Regions from separate parts of the Homo sapiens genome. Here regions 2, 3 and 4 are each linked to region 1. The links are chromatin loops, found by intact Hi-C in ENCODE. Cell type or tissue: IMR-90. All regions are shown on one strand. Each heading gives the region's core, and the rest is flanking DNA. Links, peaks and the distances in the headings are about the cores only.

Evidence for each region. A loop is a pair of places that touch in the nucleus more often than their neighbours do. Peaks named below come from ENCODE experiments on the same cell type or tissue, not always from the same donor. Only the 100,000 strongest peaks of a DNase experiment are listed, where the experiment ranks them.
Region 2: a loop joins it to region 1, with 3 times the contacts of the local background. A loop is called at or near these places in 2 of 110 quality-filtered maps.
Region 3: a loop joins it to region 1, with 2.7 times the contacts of the local background. A loop is called at or near these places in 3 of 110 quality-filtered maps.
Region 4: it touches region 1 in a loop (3-fold over the local background); 8 of 110 quality-filtered maps call a loop at or near these places.

What each region holds. Positions count from the first base shown.
Region 1 is chr3:64,148,279-64,154,442 of GRCh38, forward strand. It overlaps PRICKLE2 (prickle planar cell polarity protein 2), which reads right to left. Exons shown (of 8, transcript NM_198859.4): 6 at 4,904-5,090. Among named protein-coding and RNA genes, the nearest start is that of PRICKLE2-AS3, 36 kb to the right of the region's middle. RefSeq lists a silencer at 2,675-2,969. In IMR-90, for the core only: no CTCF peak of the experiment used is centred there; DNase peaks (open chromatin) are centred at 2,803 and 4,023; H3K27ac peaks cover 2,486 bases.
Region 2 is chr3:64,481,817-64,487,980 of GRCh38, forward strand. LOC105377123 (a long non-coding RNA gene) reads right to left here. Exons shown (of 8, transcript XR_940913.3): 3 at 5,310-5,439. Among named protein-coding and RNA genes, the nearest start is that of PRICKLE2-DT, 40 kb to the left of the region's middle. In IMR-90, for the core only: a CTCF peak has its summit at 2,783 (motif pointing left); a DNase peak (open chromatin) is centred at 2,745.
Region 3 is chr3:64,348,566-64,354,729 of GRCh38, forward strand. No RefSeq gene overlaps it. Among named protein-coding and RNA genes, the nearest start is that of PRICKLE2-DT, 94 kb to the right of the region's middle. In IMR-90, for the core only: no CTCF peak of the experiment used is centred there; DNase peaks (open chromatin) are centred at 2,676 and 4,906; H3K4me3 peaks cover 379 bases; H3K27ac peaks cover 1,616 bases.
Region 4 is chr3:64,396,782-64,402,945 of GRCh38, forward strand. No RefSeq gene overlaps it. Among named protein-coding and RNA genes, the nearest start is that of PRICKLE2-DT, 45 kb to the right of the region's middle. In IMR-90, for the core only: a CTCF peak has its summit at 2,593 (motif pointing left); a DNase peak (open chromatin) is centred at 2,580.

The sequences.
Region 1 (6,164 bases), core at 495-5,494:
CACACTAAATAGTGATTCTCCATTACTCTCCACCCTTACCTGCTGGAGTTTTCTTGATAGCATTAATACCGCTTTACATTACAACAGTATATACATGCATCTGTTTATTATTTCTCTCCCCCGCTAAAAGTGAAGCTCTATGAGGACAGACTCATTGAGTTTCTACAGCATCTCCAGGACCTGGAACATGGCCTGGTGTATGACAGGGCTCTTTGTGTGTAGATAGATCGAGTGAATCCCATTACTAGCATATGCTATTCCAATGGGTAAGTCACAGCAGCAACTCAGTGGATGCTATGGTGAATGTTTTCTTCAGAACTCCTAAGTTTAACACCTAAATCCTAAAGTGATGGCATTAGGAGATGGAGCTTTTTGGGAGGTGACTAGGTCATGAGAGTGGATACCTCATGAATGAGATTAGTGCCCTTATAACAGAGGCCCAAGGGAGCCTGTTTGCTCCTTCCACTATATGATGACTCTGCCAGAAAGTATCATCCAGGAAACAAAAAACAGGCCCTCAGCAGACACTGCATTTGCTGGTGCCTTGAGTTTGAACTTCCCAGCTTTCAGAACTGTCAGCAATACATTTCTGTTACTCAGAGGCCACCCAGTCTGTGCTATTCCGTTAAAGCAGTCTCAACAGACTTAGTGGGAAATAAAAATGTGGATTTCAACTCTTGTTAAGGAAAAATCTGCTTTCGGTAAAGAAAAACCTAGACACGGTATTGCCAAAGCTACTGCCCCTCTGGGAGCGTAAGTACCCTTTGCTTAATTTCATCAGGGAAGGAAGAGGTACGATTCCTCCCTGTGACAGGCCTGCGCCAGGTTTATATAGCCTGGCCACACTGCGTACTAAGGGAGCCTCCCACAGCCCCAGGGGTTCTGCCTTCTCATCATCTCTGCCCTCTTCTGGTTATAGGACTTCCTCTCCCTGTGGGACACCATTTCCCTGCCATCTTCAGGCCGTGAGCTTTGGGTGGGGCAAAAGCTGATCTGGGGCCCAACATAGGCCAGCAAAAAAAATCTGCTCTCCTGGCACCCAGGGACTGATTCAGGGGTGGGCAAGTGACCTGCACTAAGCCAACACCTCTCATTGCTTTTTCTAAGGCAGGACTTTTGCTAAGGCAGTCACACAGCAGGCTCTTTTTATAGCAGCAGTAAAACTGGCAGAATGGAAACTGGGAGCTGCTGGGGCCCCTTCCCGTGGGGAGAGCCTGCTGGGAATATAGCCTCAAGCTATGACTGTAGGGTGGACCAGGACCCCTGCATTCTCCTGATGCGTAATGATACACGGCTTCCCAGAAAAAGGGACTAATGTGGCCTTTATCTTCAGTGGCTGAGAGTTCCTGAGCCTGGACTTTCAAGGAAGAACTTCTGGAGACTTGTCTAAAGAGGCAATGAACCAGAAATTAGGGAGAAGAAGAGAATTGCAAGAACAAAAGGCCACCGGCCCAAGCAGCCTACCTTTCTCCTCCCTGACTCACTTTTGTGTCAATGGAGCCCAGGGAGAGAGGAATGAGGGCAATTCTTCTCGTATTAGCTCTTTCCCAAACTATGGGGTTCTCTTTTCATTTTGAAACCTGGCCTTAGAGACTAAGAGGGGATTTTTTTTTATAGGGATAGGAGCAGCCACAAGGGTCACCCCAAGTGGGAGACAGGAAACTGTGTGAATCAACTGAATCAACTCCATCTTTTTTTTTTTTTTTTTTTTTGAGACGGATCAACTCCATCTCTTACAGCACCAGTGCTCCCCAGCAGAGTGAGAAATAACCAGCTGGGGCGGGGCTAGAAACAGACAACCCCGAGCGCCGTGGACACTTCCTCCCCAGACCCTTGGGAGAAAGCTGAGGCAGACATCACAGGGACATGGGACTCTGTAGTAGTTAAGCATAAGCCTTCAGGACTCTGATGAACACAGGTTCAAATCCCAGCTCCATCCCACAGCAGCTGGTTGTAAAGATGCTGACGGCCATCTGCTTGGGTTCAAATCTTGACTCTGCTGCATTCCAGCTGTGTGACCCTAGGCAAATTGCTTCATTTCTCTTTGTTTTGGTCTCCCCATCAGTACAATGGGGATAATCATAGTACTTGGTAATGGAGTTAACATGCATGGAGTGCTGAGAACTGGGCCTACTGACCACTCTTCTTTTATTGCGTTAGGTCTGAAAGCCTGCCTCTCTCTTCGCTGAGGGTCACTGCCCAGATGCATTCCAAGAAATAACTAGGAGGCTGCTCTGTCTCTCCTGCCCTCTCCCACCCTCCTTCTTCCTCCTCCTTCTTCTCACTCCCTTTCTCAAATGCCAAGAGTGCAGAGAGCTCATGATGGCATCCCTGGGTCCTTTGGTGAGCTCTAATCAGCACAGCATCCAGAGCAGCTGCGGCTATCCCCACTCCCTGTTAGAGGTACACAGGAAGTCCAGTCCCTCTGGTCTGTCTGCCACCAGCTGCTTCTCCAAGCTTTGGCAAGCACACATGCTCAGATGCAGCAGCAAGGGCCTAGTTCCTCGGGATGGGGGCCTCATGGAAGGAAGGGCTCAGTTTGGGAGAGTGGAGGGGAGGCATATCATAAAGCGGCCTGGCAGGCAGCAGAACGTGGTCCCCGATAAACATCGATGTCAGATGGTCCTCTGAACTGCTCCTGAACTCTAAACATCTGGAAAAGGGCTCTGCTGTTCGACATCTAAGCGTTCTTTTTTTATTCCTTCTCTAAGCCCTTTAAGTACTTCTTGGAGGGTGTGTGTGTCTACTGCTGCCACAGCCTCGGTCTGTTTATAGGACTGTTTACTCTGCTGTGCACAGGCAAAAGTACCGTTGCCCTAGCAACGGCTGCCTGACGCAGGGCCTGCTCTGAGCGGCTGTATAAATATGGAATATTTGTACAGTATGGTCAGAGGTAAAGCACCCAGTGACTGAGGTATGCATGCTATATAGAGTGTGCTCTTTCACTGTCACAGGAAAATTATGTTTGGTAAAAAAGTGGATTTAAAACAAACATTAGGGACAGCATTTTAACTACAGCAGCAATAATACTGCAGGCCACCATGGTCACCTTTTCTGATAAAACACTGACACCCTTTAATGGATTTAATAGGAAAGGAGGAGAGAATGCCAATAAATGTGCTGGGCAGCCAAAGGGCGAAAGAAAGAGAAGAAAACCGAGGGGCCATCTGAGGTGTACATGCTGCAGCAACAGAGAGATTTTTTCTCTCTGCCAAGTACTGAGCAAAAATTCTAAGTGGCAGTTTCTGGAGAGGCTCTTAGCCTCCAAGGACAGAAACAGGAAAAACAGAAATATGGATGGGAAGGGGTATTGTTGCCATGGGCTGGTATTCTGCACACATGGCCCCTCTCATCTGAGCAAGTGTGCACTTGCAGACTTGAATCCTCGGTTGGGCAATACTGAGTCAAGACATTGCACCATTTTCCCTGACACTGTCCTACCTCTCCCCTTCCACACACGTCTTGTCACTTGTCACAACTGATCTTCGCATTTCCTAACTCTTAGCAAAAAGAAGGTTTATCTGTTTGACTACTTTGATCTTGTGAGACATGAAAGCTCCTGGGTACTGAGTTGAAGCAACAGGCTGTGAGAGGGGTGAGGTTTTTAGGGGTTAGGGGATGGGAAATTTGCCATCACCTAAGCCCCCAGAAGGAAATGCAGCTGAACAGAGGTCTTCACAGCAGAGCTTAAGCCCAGGCCTGAGCATGTGGGACAAGAATGCCCAATGACAAAGCACCGTTGAGCACACGCTAGCTGTCTTGTCCACAAAGCCAGGGTTTTTATCAGCACACAGAGCTCTCCAAATACTAGCTAATTTTTTTATTTGAATACATCACTTCTTATGAACCAAGAAAACAAAGCCACTTTTTTTGGTCCTGATAAAACCTTTTAAGTGGGGCAAAATGGGCTCCAAAATGGATTATCTCTGTATCTCCTCACTCTAGGTAAGAAATCGGCAGCTTCTGAACAGACTTCTTGGGATTGCACAAGCCACTGGATGATCTGGCTGTGATCTCACAGACATTCAGCCACTGCCAACTTTTTTATTCCCTCCAAGGTTGGCTCCTTCCCAAGGTGCCAGAAAAGGCAAGTTGAATGAAGAAGCCACAATGCAGTATGATCTGGAACAGCGTTAAAGGGTTGAACAAATTGGGTATTTGCAGAGGGAAAATGATTTTCACCATCTCAGATCTGCCACTTATTGGGGGAGTTAATAGTTTATGGACTATTTGAAGTTCATTTGCTTTGCATTTGGCTGGAGTAGCTTTTGCTATTTTTTTTTTTTTAAAGACATACTTGCCAGAAGCCACTGGGTTTCCTTGACAATCCCTCTCCACCAAGAGACCACTTTGGTTCCTCCTCTGCAAATCCCCAACTTGTCCCAAGGAGGCTATGGAAGATATCTGTTTAGATTTTCCTTCTGAGCTTCCCCCACTGCCCTGAGCCTCGGTTGTGGGACTGTATGGCACATAGTCCCCACTTGGAGGTGGGCCCTTGACCAAAGCAAGGCTGAAAAGATTCTTATTTGGAAGAACTGACCTGAAAACTGGAAGAGACACAGTTCCTCTCCTTTTGAGAATGCAAATACTAAGACTAGTATCACTAGTGAGTCATCTCGACCATTAGGTGAAGACAGCTTCTCCCAAATGATGTTAACAGAAGGCAAATTAAGCTGAGATACAGAGAAAAAAATCGGTTTTGTCTGAACCCTTGATCCACCCCTATCTGAAGCTAGTATACTTCTTGGCCTTTCTAGTGTCATGAATCAAGAAATTCCCTTTTTCAGTTAAGTTAGCATGAGTTGGGTTTCTAACACTTGCAATCAAAGATACTTTAACTACACCCAAAACAAAGGTGACCGCATCACAGAAGGACCAAGCTGACTGCCAAATATTGCCTCACCTATATGTTGGGCACAGGTGTCACAATATTCTGCATACAAGGACTCGAAGCAGTGGCAACAGTAGGGTCTTCCCTCCTTCATGATGTAGCGCTGGCCGCCCAGCACTGTCTCACACTCGAAGCAGCAAAAGTGTTTCATGTGCCAGTGTCGCCCCTCAGCTTCTGTGCATTCATCTGCAAAGATGATCTGGAGATGGGGAAGCCAAATGGTCAGTGTGTAAAACCCATCCAGAACATATTTTAAAGGAAGAAAGCTATGGGGTCCTTGAACTAGAAGGGTAAGAAAGCAGATCCTACTCACAAATAATTAAACAAAAATCCATATGGATATGTTTATTCTGTATGTATATCAGTTCCTATACATGGATTTACCTAAAGCATAATTAAACATGATTTCTGGCCTAGCCAGTAATTAACTTAACCACATTTAATAAGAGAAAGAATGTTCTACCCTGGAGAATATAAGGCAGGATCAAAAACTGACAGCTCACAGGCACATTGGACATACATATCTGCTTCATTTGGCCTGGCCATATTATTTTTTTAAATGGAAAATATCATATTAACACTTGTAATCCTGGTTTATCTTTTGAAAACACAACATTTGCAATGCTCAGTGCACATTCCTACATGGCAGTAATAAACTAGAGCTAAGAAGAGAGGCTGCTGCTTTCCAATGAGTGGCAAGTTCTCCAGTTTGTCATATTCTTCACCCTTCCCTATTGCCTTAAAATAAGTCACCTTCATTTACAGCACCTGCCAGGCCCTCACAAGTGTTTGCATTTTCCCCCAATATAGAGTTTTTAAAATTTCAAAGCACAGATTTCAAAATTTACTATAAAGCTACAGTAATCAAGCCAGCATGGCACTGGCATAAGGCTGGGCATATAGATGAATAGGTATCCAGATTTAAACTCATACATACATGGTCAATTAATTGTTGAAAAGGAGGCCAAGACCATTCCATGGGGAAAAGAATAGTTTTCTCAACAAACAGAGCTGGGACAACAGGAGAGCCTCATGTAAAATAATGAATTCAAACCCCTACCTTACATCATACATAAAAATTAACTCAAGGCTGGGTGCGGTGGCTCACACCTATAATCCCAGCACTTTGGGAGGCCGAGGTGGGTGGATCACAAAGTCAGGAGATTGAGACTATCCTGGCTAACACAGTGAAACCCTGTCTCTATTAAAAATACAAAAAAAAAAAAAATAGCCAGGTGTGGTGGCGGGCACCTGCAGTCCCAGCTACTTGGGA
Region 2 (6,164 bases), core at 505-5,504, 330 kb after region 1:
GAGGGATAGCATTAGGAGATATACCTAACGCTAAATGACGAGCTAATGGGTGCAGCACACCAACATGGCACATGTATACATACGTAACAAACCTGCACGTTATGCACATGTACCCTAAAACTTAAAGTATTATAATAATAAAATTTAAAAAAAAGAATCTAAGAGCCATAAAAGACAGAAGAACATGTCATTCTGGCAGAGGATTCTCTATGTTCCTAGAGGGCTTTGAGGTATAGTGAAGGGAAAAGTTAAAAATACAAAAAGCAAAAGCAGCTCCTTTCATGGGGCTGTTTGTTGTCAGAGCCATAGGTCTTGTTCAAGGAGCTGTGATCACCGCTACTTCATGTTGGTAGCTAGGGCACCCAGATAGAGTACAAGTCTTCAGAATGGTGAGGAGCAACGAATGGCTCTGCCCTGTACAGGTAAGAAAGGTTCTGCCTGGTATAGGTAAGAATGTCCGCCCTGTGGCCAGAACAGGATGCTCTGGAGGAGAGGGGCTTGGTCTTAACTGGGTCAGAGCCAGGTTAGGAAATGGACCAGCAGCCCAGGGGGCCAGTCCACAAGGACCACTACACATCACTGGGATACTTTGGAAATAAGATGTCTATTAACTCAGATTTTTCTTAAACCACAGGTGGAATGCAAATTGGTCCCAATATTGACTAGAAATTATCTTCAGATAGAAGCAAATGGCAGTGTCAGCCAATGCAGACCTACCTCTGGAGAAAATGTTTGCCACTAGCTTTTATAAACTGCAAGATTCAACTATGGAACATGCAAGAATTGCCAACTGACCATCACTTAAAAACAAAATCTGGATAGATAAAATTTTGGAAGTGAGAAATGCATGATATAGTGCTGCTTCCTGGGGGGCCAGTTGTTTTGTTATTTATACTTTGAACCTTTAAAATCTTTTGGCGCAGCATGCTGGCTCATGTCTGTAATCCCAGCACTTTGGGAGGCCAAGACAAGCAAGTAACTTGGTCCCAGAAGCTTGAGACCCACCTGGGCAACATGTGAAACCTTGTCTCTACAGAAAAAACACAAAAATAGTCTGGGTGTGGTGGTACATGCCTATAGTCCCAGCTACTTGGGAGGATGAGGTGGAGGATCATCTGAGCTCCAGAAAGTTGAGGCTGCAGTGAGCTGAGATCTCACCATTGCACTCCAGCCTCGGCAACAGAGTGAGACCCTGTCTCAAAAAACAAACACACAAAACAAAAGAGAGAGAGAGAGAGAGAGAATAAACTTTCTAAGCAGTTGTCTGATTTGTGAAATTGCAAAAAAAAATTTGAAGAGGGGGCACAGAAAAGGAGGAAGTGTTCTTTAGTCAGTGAATAGATGAAAGGAATTTGTATTGAACACACACGTTATTCACTTGAACACATTTGTTCTCTGTCCCCATCGAATACAGGCTGAAGAAATATTTAGAGAATTCTGGCTTGAAAGGGTAAAAAACTAACAACCTGCCCCAGTCAGTCCCCCATGGTTACTGAACTCTGGAAGATTTTGCTGGAGAAGTCTGAGAGTCCAGTTCTACAATTTTACACAATTTGTTAAATGTAAAACATTGCTTTGGCTTCACTTACTGATTTTCCTTTCTCTCCCATTTCTGACTAACTCAAATTTACTGGGTGCCTGCTATATGCCAGGATCCAAATGTTGAACATAACTTATTTTGTTTCATACCCAAGGGGCTGTAAAGGACACACAGACTGTGAGCGCAGACACATTTTAGACTTGCACTGTCCAATACGGTAGCCACTGGCCACATATGGTTATTGAAATTTACATTTATTGTAATTAAGTAAAATTTAAAATTCAATCTCTCAGTTGCACTAGCTATGTATTAAGCACTCAATAGCCACATGTGGTTATGACTATGCTGCTGGACAGCACAGTTATAGAGCATTTCTATCACTGCAGAGAGCACCATTGGATAGCACAGTTTTAGACCTTTCAGAGTTGTCTCTACCTCCTGTGAAATCATTTTAAGCAGAAAAGCTGCCATTCATTGAGCACTCCTCTGGGCCAAGCAAGCAAGATTCTGGGTCAGTTACATAAGATCATCTCACCACAGCTCACTGCCTCACGTCTCAACGCATTTTAATTTTTTTTTTTTTTTTTTTGTAGCGCCGTGGTCTCACTTTGTTGCCCAGGCTAGTATCGAACTCCGGGCTTCGAGCAGTCCTTCTGCCTCAGCCTCCCAAAGTGCTGGGATTACAAGAGTGAGCCATTGGGCCCAGCCTCACCCCATTTTAGAGATGAGGAAACCTGAGGATAGAGAGGCCAAGTAGCTTTCTTACCATCGCACAGCAAGTGAGCGGCAAAGCCCAGGGCGTTTGACTTTAAAGGCTTTGATAATTCTGATGGCCCCACCTTCCAAGGGCATTACCCCCAAGTGTGAGTGAGAGCACCACTGTGGACAAGAAAGAGCCGCTGGGGATCCTGGCCCTTTTGACAGGAAAAGTGGCCATGGGGTCAGACAGGCTAGAGGACCAAGGCTGGTTCTGCCAATGACCATGTCAGTGACATTGCCCAAGCCACTTAGATCTCTGAATATATGTACAGTGGTGGAGCTCACCTTGTAGAGCTATGAGGATTAAATGAGAATATACACATAAGCACTTGGCACAGTATCTGGCACACAGTAGCCATTTAGTACATGGCACACATGAGTATTACTTCCGGAGTGAATCCTTTTCTTCTGTTTAAGCAGCAAACAGCAAGAGTTGCCTTGCTCCCTGCAATACACATTTCTGAGTCTGGCATGCCACCTGCTGGTCACTCCTGGATATACCATCCAGTCCCCTGTTCTCCCCAGAAGGGCCAGTGCCCAGAGTGTTCCCAGGAGACTGGGCTGTAAAACAGGAACATCCTAGCTGAGTATTCAGATTTTTTTTTCGTAAAGTCCCTTTCACATTGTGGCTCCTCTGAGAACTTAGGATAAGCTTAGATCTTGCTAAGTTTGCTGAAATCTTCTTTGTTGCCAGGCAGATAGAGAAGATGGACTTCTTTGGGGCCCTGTGCTCAACGTTAGGCTATGTTGCCAGGGTCTTCTAGCTGCAGGCTATCTAAAAGCACAGGGTCTTTACTATTATGGCTGGCATTCCCTTCGATCTGATGCTGAATATAAGTCCCACCTCTCCACCCCATATCCTATCAATCTAAAAGTCCTGTTGGGTTTTTCTCTGTGAAATATATTTAAAATCTGTCTAAGCCCCTTCATATTCTCTGCCACCATCATCCCTCACCTGGACCACTGCATTAGCCTCCTGATCTTCTTGCATCTCCTCCCTTCCCCCTGTTGTCTATTCTTCACGCAGCAGCTAGAGCTGTGGTCCTACCTGCTGTAGCTATGGAATGCCTTGGGGAACATTCAAGACCTACCAACACCCAGGGGCCAAACCCTGACTAATTAAATCAGAATCTAGGGGTAGTGGGTAGAAGGTCTCTCAACATTCGTAGCTCATGAAAGCTCCTGGATGATTCTTTTTATTTTTATTTTTCGAGACAGAGTCTTGCTCTGTCACCCAGGCTGGAGTGTAGTGGTGCCATCTCGGCTCACTGCAACCTCAACCTCCCAGGTTCTAGCGATTCTCTGGCCTCAGCCTCCCAAGTAGCTGGGACTATGTGTGTGCCACCACACCCAGCTAATTTTTTGTATTTTTAGTAGAGATGGGGTTTCACCATGTTGCTCAGGCTGGTCTCAAACTCCTGACCTCAAGCGATCTACCTGCTTTGGCCTCCCAAAGTTAGATGATTCTTTTGTGCATCCAGGATTGAGAATCACTGAGCTTCCAGTTCAGACCAGCAGTAGCAGCATCTCCTGGAGGGCTTGTTAAAATACAGACCGCTGAGTTCCACTCCCAGAGCCTGTGATTCATCAGGCCAGAAGTGGACCTGCGAATTTCCATGCCTCACAAATTCCCAGGTGACCCTCCTGGGCTGAGGTTCACACTTTGAGAACTACTGTTGTAAAAATATAAGGTGGACCATGAAACTCCTGTTTAAATGACTTATTACACTTATATATGTATATTTTAAAAATTCACCTTCTGTACCATGGCCTGTCAGGCAGGGTGAGACCTATCAATCTAGAAGTCCTGTTGGGTTCCTAGCTCCTGGCCTCTCACACCCTCTGCTAACCACTCACTGGCCTCCTATCTGCCTCTTGACCACCGCAGGTGGTCACCTGAAGACCTTTGAAAGAGCCTTTCTCTGCTCAGATGGTGCCCCCTTTAGCTCTTCTGCTGTCTGATTGTCTCTCAGTCTTCAGGGCTCATAGAAATGTAACCGCCTCAGGGAGACCTTCCCTGAATGTCACATTCAACATATGTCTCACCTTCCCCTCAGCCCTTGTTCTCTATCTCAGCAAACTGTTTATTTCCTTTATCTATTACAATTTGCAATTATGTTATTTCTGTTCACTTAAAATACATTTACCTCTCTGCCAGAAGACAAACTTTAAGAGGGCAGAAACTTTGCCTTCTTGTTCACTCCCTGGGACATAGTAGGTACCCAATAAATGGTTACTGAATGAAGGGTTGAAGAGAAGCACGAATCAGGGAGTAAAGGTTAGAAGTAATAGTACTAATAGAAGTGGGAGCCCTGTCCTGCTTCTGTTATATCCCCCGAGGGCTTCCTGTGTGCTCATCTTTTAATATTACATCTTTAATTCACATAACCGGGCAAGGTAAGGTCATATTCTCTTCAATTTACACATGTGGAAATGGAGACCTAGAAAGGCCGGGACACTTGGCTGAGGTCACACACATCAAAATGGCAGAGCTGGCCATGAATTCAGGCTGCCTGTATCCACATTCATCCTAAGATATGGAAGGAAGGAAAAAAGAGGCAGCAAAAGGAGAACTGGAAAAGCTGTTCCCGCAGGGCATTTTTTTATTTTGCTCTAAACTCGTAGCCAAGGTAAAAATATTAAAACAGAGCTGAAATCAAAGAACCCTTGACCTACTTTCTAGGTCTGATTCTCCCAGAACCTCTTCAGAAGAGAGTGATCAGGCAATGATGGGTGTCTCAACTTTTAAGACTTTTAAAATTGCTGGCTCAGAGCCTTTGGAAGAATAGCACAGGCAGGAAATGGCAAGGCAGGATCTGAACCCAGCCCAACTTCCTGCACAGCCTGCCCAAGCTTTCGCACACAGCACAGAGAGTATCTCATTCAACGTTCTTTTGCAGTGCCCCGCCTCCTTACTGTGCTGGTTAAGGTAACATTCTAGATGCTGTAGCAGATAACCAGTCTCCTCCCCAAACTCAATGGCTTCACGTAATAAAAATTTCTCTTTCACCTCCCAAAAAGTCCAAAATCAGTGCTCCTAGTTTGCAGGCAGAGTAGTCTACTCCAAGCAGTATTTCAGAGACCCAGGCTTCTTCCATCCGGTGGCTCTTCCATGTCTAGCAGGTGGCCTCCCATTGTGGCTAGGGAAGGGGAAGGAGGAGCATGAGATGGGTCAGGCCTGGAAGTGGTGCATGTCATTTCCACCCACATGTACTGGCCAGAACTCAGCGACATGGTCATACTTAACGGCAAAAAAAAAAAAAAAAAAAAAAAAAAAAAAAAAAAAAAAGCTTCGAAATAGAACCTAGTGGCCAAAGCTGTCTCACAGCCAACCAGTCTCATTTCCTGAGAGTCTGATGAGCTTCTGCGTCCCCCCACCCGCCCACCCCTGCCCCACTGCCCCCAGACATCTCCTCTCACTGATAAAATAATTATCACAATTATAGAGAAGACTTCAAATGCAACCAGGAGAAGGGCCACCTTGATCTTAAATTCAGATCATACAGAGGTAATGACGGGTCTCCAATGTTCCTGCAGAGGAGGCTGAAGGTTTAGAGAAGGGCAGGGGAAAGAAGAAGAGGTTAAACGTAAAATTTGCTCAAGTCCAGGCCTGGCTAAGAAAGGAAGATGTCTCTATCCACCATTTTGGTGTTGTTAACAAAGTCTACCTTGAAGTCAATTCTAGATATTTTAGAATTTCTCCAATTAAGCAAACATTTATCGAGCATCCAAAGGTTTGCATAGTCCTAGGGAGAGTCCTTTGGGATATCAAATAAAGGGATGAATGAATATGAGGTGAGGTCAGCTCTATTCTTTATCTGGTTGAGATTTTGAAGACACTAGTAATAAAAATTTGACACAATTA
Region 3 (6,164 bases), core at 600-5,599, 200 kb after region 1:
AACCCCGTCTCTACTAAAAATACAAAAATTAGCCGGGCGTGGTGGTGCGTGCCTGTAGTCCCAGCTACTTTGGAGGCTGAGGCAGAAGAATCACTTAAACCCGGGAGGCGGAGGTTGCAGTGAGCCGAGATCATGCCACTGCACTCCAGCCTGGGAAACAGAGTGAGACTCTGTCTCAAAAAAATAAAACACAATAAAAAAAAATCACTCTGGCTGCACCTCGGAGAAAAGTCAGGAAGGGGAGAAGCAACAAGATCAGTGAAGAGGCTGATTGTTGTCTAGGCAAGATGGATAGTGGCATGAGCCAGAGAGGTGAGAATACAAAAAAGGAGGGGTAGGCTATAGAAAAACTGAAGAAAATTTGAAATCATCTGGATTTGGCCAGTAGATTGGATAATTAGGAAGAAATAGACAAAACAAGGAGTCAAGAACAGCCCAAGGTTTCTAGGACAGAGGTGGCGACGATGAAAATGGCAACATCAGCTAATGGAAACTGAAGCCGCATCTACGCTGGGCTCTGTGCTAAGCACAAGGTTTGAATTATGCCACCATCTCAACAGCTCTGTGTGGTTGGTACTATCATTATCATCATTTCACAGATGGAGAGAGATACTTCAAAGTCCATGCTTTGAAGTGTCAGGTCTGAGATGAGAACTGTATGTGTGTGTGTGTGTGTGTGCGTGTGTGTGTGTGTGTGTTTGGCACAGTTACCTGGCACCTCCTCAGGCTTCCTGAATTCGAAATCCAGAGTTAGGGCACAAGTACTCATCTTTTTTTAAGAAGCTGCAGGGGTGATTCAGGTGTGCTCTGCTGTTGAAGAACCATGAATCTCTGCCTGGCCAGGTCTCCAGTAATTAAAAAATTACATTCAAAATACATTTAATTGGTGACAACTAAGGAATCATTATTTCTTGCTTTTGTTTTTGCCTTTGTCGAGGTCTTAGGTGCTAAAATTCAGCCAACTGTTTCTCAGATTCTGCTTTTAGCATGTGACGACGGGGAGGGGGAAGAGGGGTAAAACCACCAAGGAAGAACAAAACACACTCATCAAATTGTTCCAGAATCTTTCTTAGAAGCTGAGAGGGATTGGAGCTTCACAGATTATTCAAGGGTAAAAGGGCAAGGTTTAGAATGCTTCCCAAATTTAGAAGTCTTACTCCAGACCGTTCCAGATGAACGGCTTTCTAGGTTTTACCAGTCTCCAAGAAAGGCGATTCTCTCATCTGCCCTGGCAATGAACTCTCACTGTTTGATAGCTTTGTGTGAAAGTTCCTTCTTATATCTAACTTAAATCCCAGGAGCTTATTTAAACTCATTTCCTCCTCGACTGCTAGTGGATATTCAAAGGAGTTGGCCTTGATCTTTGAAGCAATCCTTCATACTAAATAATATGAAGGACTTTTCTGTAATTGTTAGAAGAAAAAGAAAGGAATATATAAATTCAGCAAAAAAAAAAAAAAAAAAAAGAAAAAGGAGAAAAATTACTCGCAATTTCATTCCCAGGAGTTGTCTTCTATAGAAACATAAATTGATTTATCACATACATATGTTAGCATCTGGAGTGAAACTAAGAACTATAATTATGATTAGAATTGTTGAATTTTGGAGCTGGAAGGAAATGAACTGTAAAATATCTATACTTATATGTAACATCCACCGTAATTTAATTAGGCTTTCTCATTTCGTTCTCTCACTCATCCTACAGGAAGGGACTAGCATGCCCTTCTGAATGCAGATGAGGAAACCAAAGCTGAGAGGGGTTATGAGATGCCCAAGGTCACAATGGCCTGCTATGGAAGCGTCAGGACCCAAGTTCCAAAAGAGAACTAGTGGGACGTTAATATGGTGGTTCTCAACCAGGGGCAATTTTGCACCCCAGGAGACATTTAGGGACATCTGAAGATATGTTTGGGTGTTGCATGAGGAAAGTGGGTGGTGCTACTGGCACCTAGAGGTTAGAAGCCAGGGATGCTCTAAACATCCTGCAATGTACAGGAGGGGCCCCACAACAAGGAATTCTCCAGTCAAAAAGGTCAAAAGTGCTGAGATTGAGGAACCTTGCCTTAGGAAATTCTCCATTGAAAGCCTTCATCATTGATAGACCAAGAAATAGAAGCACAAAGATTTAGGTACAGAAAGATATTTATTCTCAATAACTCAATTAATTTTTCTCTTGAGCTACGTAGAGAGAGTTTACTTTCCTACCAAAGGATCTATCTGATTCATTTTGTTTGGCATTTCACAAAGCTAGTGAAACTTAAAAAAAAAAAAAAAAAAAAAAGGAAAAGAAAAGGAAAAAAAAAAAAAAAGCTGGGCATGGTGGCTCATGCCTGTAATCCCAGCACTTTGGGAGGCTAAGGTGGGCAGATCACCTGAGGTCAGGAGTTCAAGACCAGCCTGACCAACACGGAGAAACCCCGTCTCTACTAAATATACAAAATTAGGCAGGCGTGGTGGTGCATGCCTGTAATCCCAGCTACTTGGGAGGCTGAGGCAGGAGAATTGCTTGAATCCGGGAGGTGGAGGTTGTGGTGAGCCGAGATTGCACCATTGCACTCCAGCCTGGGCAACAAGAGTGAAACTCTGCCTTAAAAAAAAAAAAAAAAAAAAAGCATTCAAGGAATAAGCATGATTCATTTCCTTCCAAGGCCAGAGTGAAACCTTGCTTTGAATATGCTCAACTATTACTGTCTCTGTCTTCTTAAAGGGGCAGGCTAGATTCAACTGTGGAAAGGATAAAAAGATTGCTACTTGGGAAATTCTTCACCTAGTGGTTAAGAGTCAGGGGTCCAGAACCAGACAGTCTGGGTTTCAATTCTGACTCCATAATTTATTAGCTGTATAACCTTCGGCAAGTTAACTAAACTCGTTTTACCTCCTTTTCTTAATCTACCAAATGGGGATAAAAGTTTGAACTTCATAGGGTTAATGTGATCATGAAATGAGTAAAATACTTAGTACAATGCATGATTTTAAGTATTTGCTGCTGCTGTTGGTATTATTATTATTGTCCTATTGATAAAATAGGAGAATAGCAGGAACTTTGGGTTTGAGAAAGATTTTACTGGTAAACAGAAAGAAAAAAAACTGTAAGGTGTACCCAAGTTCAACTTTGGGCATGACAGTTTTTTAAACTTAGAAAGCATACAATGTTCAGACAGATGACTGATACATGCAACCTCTGCAACTGTTCTAAGGGCTAAATGTGCCAAAGATGTCCTAATAGACCAACACTGAACTCCTGATTACCGTGTGCCACATACTATGCCAAGCATCACATCACAACACCTCATTATTGTCCCAGTGTCATGAAGTAGGTACTTTTAAAAATCTTCCTGTTACCAATGAGGAAATAAAAGCGTACCAACGCCAAGGACCATGCCCAGGGGCATTCAGCCAGTTTGTGACAGCACCAGGACTAAAAGGCTGGTACACTTGACTCTGGCCTGAGTGCTTAATCACTGAGTTATATTGCCTCTGACTGTCTTTTATCCTGGGATCAAAAACACAGTGTGAACTGAGGATACATGATGGCGAATGAGTTTCCCTCTAATGGAGTTGAACAACACTCACTGTTCTTGAATTTTCTTTTTTGGCTGCTGCATTTTCTAGCTAGGCTGTCCATTAAGTTCTATAGCTTGAGGAAGCCTAAATAAAGCACACACATCCAAGGACACCTGCTGAGATGCCTTCTGGAGAACATTTGGTCTGCCCAGACCCTGGAGAACAAAGGAGGAATTGTATAAACCACATTCATCTTGGAGGCTCCAAAACAACACACTCATACAAAGGGTGGCTCCTGACAGACTGAGCAGGCTGCCTGCATGGGAGTGATAAGTCCAAGACTGAGTGAGGTGTCTCCCATAACTGGAATTCCTTCTCTCCAAGATCAGGCATGCCTACCAGTGGGGAAGTCTCGGTTAGACCAGCCCATTCCACCTCTACTTTCAGCTCTCTATGCAACACCCCTATGGATGGACATCCAATGTTCAAAGCCAATGGTTGTGGGGACCTGGCAGTCCTGTTCGTAAGTCCTAGATGGATATTCTTAAAAAGCGGAACTGGTGGGAAGCAGTTTTACAAGCAGGAATGGGTGTGTCTGTTGCTTATTGCTGAGCACAGAGGTCCTACAACATCTGAGAGCTCTGTGGGGTTCTAAGGAAGTCACAAATACTCAGCACAATCTCCAAAGCCACATAGGTGATGCCAGGCTCAAGTGCCAAGACTGAAAAATTATGAAAAGAACAGTATGTCTCTCTGTTGCCAGGTGGCACTTAAAACACTGGGATGTGGTTTGCATGAGACACTCTCTGGCATGGAATCTTTTCTTTCTTTTCAGCACAACATAGAACCGGGGCTAAAAAGGCCTAAGACATTGTTAAATTAGGTTATTCCTGCTCCTTCTCTCTTTATATCATGTTCTTATTACTCTAAAATAACTTCTTTTATTACTCCAAAATAACTTCTCTAATTATATGTCAATGCATAAAACTCAGAAAAAATACCAAAGACAGAGAACTAAATCACAGAAAAATCATCCATAATCCCACTACCCCTGCATCCCCTGTCTTAAGATTTTAGTTGATATATTTTTCTATTAATTTTTCCAGAAACATGTTAAAACAAAGAATGGTTTCAAATGGCACCTACTGTTGTATAGGCTAGGTTTCCCCCGCTTAGCAACGTATCATAAACTCAGATTCTTTTCAGTGCCTTGCCATAGTTTCTTTAGGTTCTTAAAGTAATCCTATGACATATACAGATTAGAAAACTGAAACCAAGTGTAAAGTAAACAGGCTGAGGAAATAAGCGAGTTTGGTGGCAGAGTTAAGACTAGACTCACGTTCCCATGTCAAACTCTACCTTTAATTTACCAACAACCAGAATCAGCCCTTTCTGGTAAGGGGCCAGGAAGAAAATGTTTTAGGCTTTGCAAGCTGTACAACATCTGTTGCAAACTACAGTCATGAGCTGCATAAACGCCATTTCGGATGACAGTTCACATGTTCAGTAGTGGTCTCATGAGATCATAATACCATGTTTTTACTGTACTTTTTCTATGTTTAATACACAAATACCATTTTGTTACAATTGGGGTTGGCATATATTTGCAAAGTAAGAGGCTACAACACTAACTTATTTTATCCTTATAACAATCCTTATAACAATCTCAAGGGAGACTTAAATTATTTTCCTCATTTTACAGATGTAGAAACTGAGACTCAGAGGGTTAAGAAACTTGCTGTTGTCACAAAGCTATTAAGTATAGAGCTGAGATGTGACCTCAGATAGCCTAACTACAGAATTTATATTCAAATCCCTAGCCTCTCCTGCTTTCTACAAACACGGCACAGATGTATAATCTGAGAGTCACCTATGAATAGGTATTTATTACTACCTCCATACTGATGAAAATAATGGAACTATAATCCCAATAAGTCAAACGTGAAAGATTATCTAAGCTATGCCTAGACATATGCCTATAACACATTGAAGGATGTGTCAGAGAGATAGGCTCCTTTCTGAAAGTAAACATATTTACCTGACCCAAATAAATAAGACTTGGAAAATCATAATTTTATAAAACGAAATCCATAAGATAGAATTCAAATATGTTTGGGGTTATTCCGTTTTTTTAAAAAAGTACTGCCCTAGCTTCTAGCACAACAGAAGAGCTTTGGCATGACCAGAGGAATATGTAAAGGAATTCATAATTTAATGAATGACTTTGGGGTGCTGACCACACGAAGCAAAGATGGGCTGAAAGAAGAAAGAAGAACACAGACAGCCGTTTGCAGAGTTCCTCCAGACCTGTGGCTGGGTGCTTCATGCCTCTGTCTATCACAACAATCAAAGAATCAAAGAATGCCTGATGACTCATTATTACAACCAACACTCAAAACCCTACAGCCATCTGAAATTTTTGTTCAGTCGTGCAGAGACCACCTCTGCGTTCTTCGCTAAGGATAGCCCCATCAGATACATGTATCTAACCATTTATTGATAATTCACATATGCTAGGCAACTGGCTAAGTGCTTTACAAAAATGCTCACAACTCTGTGAGTTAGGCATTACTATTCCATTTTACTGATGGGAAAACTGAGGCTCGGAAATGTTCATTAATTTGCTCAAGGTCACACAGCTCATAAGTAGCAGAGCCAAA
Region 4 (6,164 bases), core at 384-5,383, 250 kb after region 1:
ATTGGATGAGGCCTACCTACATGGTGGAGGGCGATCTGCTTCACTCAAGTCCACTGATTTACATGTTCATCTCATCCAGGAGCACCCAGAATAATATAGGACCAAATATCCGGGCACCTCAAGGCCCAGCCAAGATGACACATAAAATTAACCATCACAAACAGCCACAAATCAGGCATAGCTTAACTGTCACTGGTTGCGGATTAGTGTAGAAGTTTCCATGTTCCATGGGTCAAGAAAAGTCCAGAAGACTTAAGAATTCTGGAGATTTTACAGAGATGAATTTTCTAGCACAAAGAAAACTCCACTAAAAGGGGTAGGGGGTTGAAGGACAGAGAAAAACCACAGGGGGAAACCATTAACAGATAATGAATCATCATCTCAGCTTAACAGCTCCTGCTGCTTCCTCTCACAAAATAGCATCTTTGCCAGGCAAGGTTATCTGGGAGGGGAGGATTCACTCATAAAAAGAAACGCTGGAACCAGGACCTCTAACTGTGTGTAGGGGTGTGCGCGCGCGCGTGTGTGTGTGTGTGTGTGTGTGTGTGTGTGTGTGTGTGTTAAACCTCCCCAGCAGAATATTTAACCAAGGACACATTTTCCCCTGCTCTAATTCCTTAGCCGTTCCTCCTCCTCTGTAAATCTTCTAAACATTGCAGAGCCTCAGGCTTTGAGCCGGCCCTCAGTGCTAGCTCCATTCTCTCCTTAAATGATCTCATTCACAGATTTAAATACCATCAATATGCTGATGATTCCTGAATTTATTTTCCCCAGCTCAGACCTTCCCTACCAAAGAGCAATTTCATATGGTATGGCTTAATATAGCAACCAATAAAAAACCTCTCACTCATATCATTTTTTTGCTCTCTTTAAAATGATTCCTTCTAGTCATATGATTTGTAAACCCCCCCAAATCATTAAATAATCACCCACCGCCATGTTATATATAACCTGTGTGGATCAGTGATGAGTTCAGACGCAACCTAGGTATACTCACTGGTATTTCAGAAAGCATGGCTTTCTCACTCCTGCCTCTATCCCACTTCTGCTAAACAGCACCCAGCATCCAGGGCCAGGCTGGGGATGTATGAGAGAATATAAAAAGATTAGAAACCTGCTCAGAATAAGTCTTCTGACAGTTGGTTCATGCCTGGGAGAATAAAACTTCCATCTAACAAGACTGACCACCAAAAGTTCTTTTGTTTCCTTTTTGGAAATTTTTTAAGAATAAGGGACAAGTCAGGTCATTTTGGTGAGTTTTATTGGGAAGAACAAAATGAAATTAATCTCCTTGGTATAATTCAGTACATTCACAATTCGCCTCTGCATTTCATGGAAGAGCAGAAGCATACGCTCAGTGGCCAGGCTTTCAGAGCCACTAACGCAGTTCCCATTTTAACATTCCTAGGGAACTGAAGCAGGTTACTGCTAAAATTGGATGAGGCTCAGCGTCTTAACATTTATGGATGTTAAACCAAGCCAGTGCTGGGTTTCCAACATGCCATAGGCTCGGCTCAAGGAATTTTAAACCAATGACAAAAGCATGGGCCTGCTTCCTTGTCAATAACATCAACACCTCCACCCCCAGACAATCCCACTGCCATGGTAAGTCTGGCTTTAGTGTTTTTGATTTTATTTTGTCCCAAGCCTAGAGAAAATGGGGATGGTGGAAGCTATTTAATCTCAATGTCTTTGTTTTACAGATAAACAAGGTAAGGCCCAGAGAAGTCCAGTATCTTGCTCATGGTCACACAGCAAATTTCTCAATATCACTATCTTAGTCTCCCCATCTGTAAATGATAACCACAAGCTGATCTCCCTTGTAGGGTTTCTGTGACTATTAAATATTGTGTCAGACAGACTCAGCACAAGCCTGACCATAAAAAGCAAAACAGATGTTTGGCATTAATAATCCTCTCCAGGCTTATCCTTTGTAGTCAGGGAAGCTGTTAAGATTGTCAGAGAAGGCCGGGCGCAGTGGCTTACGCCTATAATCCCAGCACTTTGGGAGGCCGAGGTGGGTGGCTCACCTGAGGTCAGGAGTTCAAGACCAACCTGGCCAACATGGTGAAACCCCATCTCTACTAAAAATACAAAAATTAGCCGGGCGTGGTGGTGCATGCCTGTAGTCCCAGCTACTTGGGAGGCTGAGGCAGGAGAATCACTTGAACCTAGGAGGCAGAGGTTGCAGTGAGCTGAGATCATGCCACTGCACCCCGGCCTGGGCAACAGAGCAACAGAGACTCCATCTCAAAAAAAAAAAAAAGATTGAGAAATCAGCAAGTCTTGCTGCAGTGTGTTCAAATGTTCCTACCACCATGCATATTTGGTTTAAAAAAAATCAGAAAGGCTACTCTAAAATTAACCCCCTTCTATCTTTGAACTTCACAAATGAGACCCAACAGTGGGGAAATAAGAAGAGGGAAATCTCCTGTTCAAAAACAAAATGGCCTTTCCTACAGACAAAAGATGGCTTCTAGGATGGCAAGGGATTTGTCTCCCCTTTATGAAGTCAGCCTAATTAAAGAAACTTTTCTATCAGTTCTTCAATTAAATACACATCTCCACAAAGGAAGCCTTGTTATGCATGAGAGACTGCCCTCTACTGTGAATTTTCATTAGTGCAGTAGGTGTTGGTTTGGAGACCTGGGGCAGGCAGGGGATCTGAGTCCAAGAGTCTGGAAGAACCTGTGCCAGTGGAGGACACTGACTTGTTCTTCCAGCACTGTCCCCACTGAAATGGAAAAGGGCAACCCTAAGGGTTCTCAACCAAATGAAGAATTCTAGGGGTGCAGCTGAGATAGAGGAGATGTTGCTACAGACTGACACACACATCCCTGCTGTCTCAACCTTGAGGCCAGTTAAGGGCTCACAAGTAGAATAAAGGCTAATCAGCCCCATGAAGCATCCCTAAATTTCAGAGAGATAGCAACTTGTTACAAAATACCAGAGTGGTAGGCTTAAGGAAACAGCCATAGGCATATGAAAATAAGTCTGCTCCTCTTCCCATATTTAAAAGTGGTTGGAAAATTCTTAAAGATAACTCTGCTGTTCTGATGTCTCTTATGGTGCAGCGACCCAGGGGAGGATTTCAGACTGACATAAGAAAGAATGATCCAGTGGTCACAGCTGACCAATGATTATGAGCTTCCATCTCTCAAGGTAATCAAACAGATTCTGGATGATTCCTTAGGGACGGAGAGAAATCTCAAGATTCCAGCTCCAGAAGGAGAGTTAGTCTACATCAGTGGTTCTCAGAGTTTGAGACTTCACAGATCAGAAAAACATCCAAAATAATTTTGGGAAATTACATAGGGTTTAAAGACATTTATAAAAATGATTATTTAATATGACTATGACTTCTTAGAAGAAGAGAGTGTTTAAAGCACATTTAATGGCCAGGCATGGTGGCTCATGCCTTAATCCCAGGACTTTGGGAGGCTGAGCCGGGTGGATCACTTGAGCTCAGGAGTTCGAGACCAGCCTGGCCAACGTGGCAAAACCCTGTCTCTACTAAAAATACAAAAAAAATGAGCCGGATATGGTGGCTGGTGACTATAATCCCAGCTACCTGGGAGGCTGAGGCAGGAGAATAGTTTGAATGGGGAGGCAGAGGTTGCAGTGAGCTAAGATTGCACCACTGCACTCCAGCCTGGGTGACAGAGTGAGACTCTGTCTCAAAAAAAAAAAAAAAAAAAGAAAGAAAGAAAAACACAGGAACAAAAACAAAAACAGGCATCATTATTCTTTACATTGAATGAATGGAGATGAATGCACTTCACAACACTTAATCTTCACATTTTGTTAAAGTGATCCAACAAAAATATTATAACAGAGCAGCACTTGCTTATCCATTACCTTTGCAGAAACTTTCTTCAATAGTCAAAAATGTTGATAAAGCTATCTTCATGTTGGAGAAAAGAAAAGATCCCATCCAATCCGAGTGTTTGCATTTGAACATGTTTGAGCATTTGGAATCAGCAGAGCAGAAGGTTTTGAGAAGGGGCAGAAACAGCACCTGTTGTCTTACCTTCCTGCTCCTGGAGAAGACAGTGCACCATGCAGGGCAGCACTCCCGTACAGGATATCTTAACTTGGGCCTTGTGGTTTAACTTAAGAGACTCCCTGAAAACTGAAAGCTAAATTAGGTGTAGACTACACTTGTTTGAGCATGTGCAGAACTTCCAACAGGTTCACAAAAGGGCCCATGAACTCAAAAATGGAAAGGCGCTGATATAAAAGGATGAATTCCAAAATACATGTTATTGGAACCTGTAGTAGATTGCAATACTGGTCCCAATTTTCACACCTCCCTGCATCCACACCTTTACTCATCGTGGCTATCATTCATGGAGTATAACTACCACTCCTTCCTCACCTTTGACTTGGCCTCATGACTTGCTTTGGCCAACAGCAAATGGGTGGAAATGACAACGTGCCAGTTCCAAATTTAGGCCTTTGGAGGCCTCATGTTTCCCAGCTTGCTCTCTTGTGCCTCCATCCCTGCCAGAAGGTGAGCACACCCTGGGTGGTCCCAGGAAGAGGATGAAAGATGTGAGAAGCACAGCCACTCGGCCAATCCACAAACTCACAAGTGAGAAATAAGTGCCTAGTTTTGCACACCACTGAGATTCTGAGATTAGTTGTTACACATCCTTACAATGGCAATAGCTAACTGATACAGGACCCAAATTCCAGAAGTTTCCTAGAGTAGAAGAGGGTGAACTGATGCCATTACGGCAGAGTAGAAGATAGTGATAGGAGATGCAGTGCAGCTTCTTTCTCCATCTCATTCCCACCCAGCTTCTATACAAGCTCTCTGGATCTTTGCCTAGTCACTGGCTCTAATAGCAAGTTAAGTCCCCTCTCCTCAAGCAAAGAAAAACAAATGAGCTGAGTCTTCATATTCAGTTATTTTGGTCGCTGAACTCCAATAGATGTGTGAGTTTTTCAAATATTTGCAGATTATCTTTTTGAAATCCACCTTTAATCATTTTTACTTGTAATTGTTCCAGATATTTTATAGCCTTGCCTACCTCAGCAAGCAGAGCATATAGCACACAGTTATAATTTTGTTTTAAAAGGCAATGTGGAACACAGGCTATTGAAATAAATCTAAAGTCTACAACTGAATAATTTTTGACCTTGTGCAAGACACTTAGCCTCTATCAGCCCATTTCTTCATCCACAAAATGGGACTCTTACTTATTTCACAGAGTGATAGAGAAGATTAAATGAAGTAATGTATACATTACTTGGTTATGGAAGGTGCCCAGAAAATTGCATGTTGCTGTGCTTCTCGACATGGACTTGAGTTGCAGTATGGAGACACCAGTCAGGGCAGGGGCAAGAGCTCAGGTTTCAGAGTCAGAACTGGATTCTTATCCTGGCTCTGCCACGTACCAGTTATGTTGAACAAGCCACTCACCCTTCTGAGCTTTGGTTTCATCTTTTGAAAGTGGTAATTTTAAAAACAAAAAGCAAACCCAAAAAATTCAGAGGTGTTTGTATCATAAAATAATATATGTAAAATTTTAAAAACTGTAAAGAGCCAGGAAAATACAACGTTATTCTTATTCCTGGATGGGCCACATGTACATGTTCAGGGGGCACTTCTGTTTTAATAGTGCTTTAAAAAAATTATATATATGGAGAGAGAGCCAGGATCTCGCTCAGTTGCTCAGGCTGGAATGTAATGGTGTGGTCTTGGATCACTGCAACCTCTGCCTCCCAGGTTCAAGTGATCCTCCTGCCTCATTCTCCCAAGTAGTTGGGACTACAGGTGTGTGACACTACACCTGGCTAATTTTATATTTTTTGTAAAGATCAGGTTTTGCCATGTTGCCCGGGCTGGTCTCGAACTCCTGGGCTCAATCTATCAGCCTGCCTTAGCCTCCCAAAGTGCTGGGATTACAGGCATGAGCCACCATGTCCAGCCAATGGTGCTTAATAAGTGAAACTTAACTAATGATGCTTAATAATGGATACCTAATAAATACTACTGAAGTCTATTTATGAAAACCCCTATGAACTTAAATGAGATCCATTTATTAAGAACTGGCCAATCGAAAGTGAAAATGCAATTTAAAGAAGTATTATAAGAGAGTGTAAAACTATATAGTTCTACTATTTGCAATATTATAATTAACATTTCTTTTGGTGTG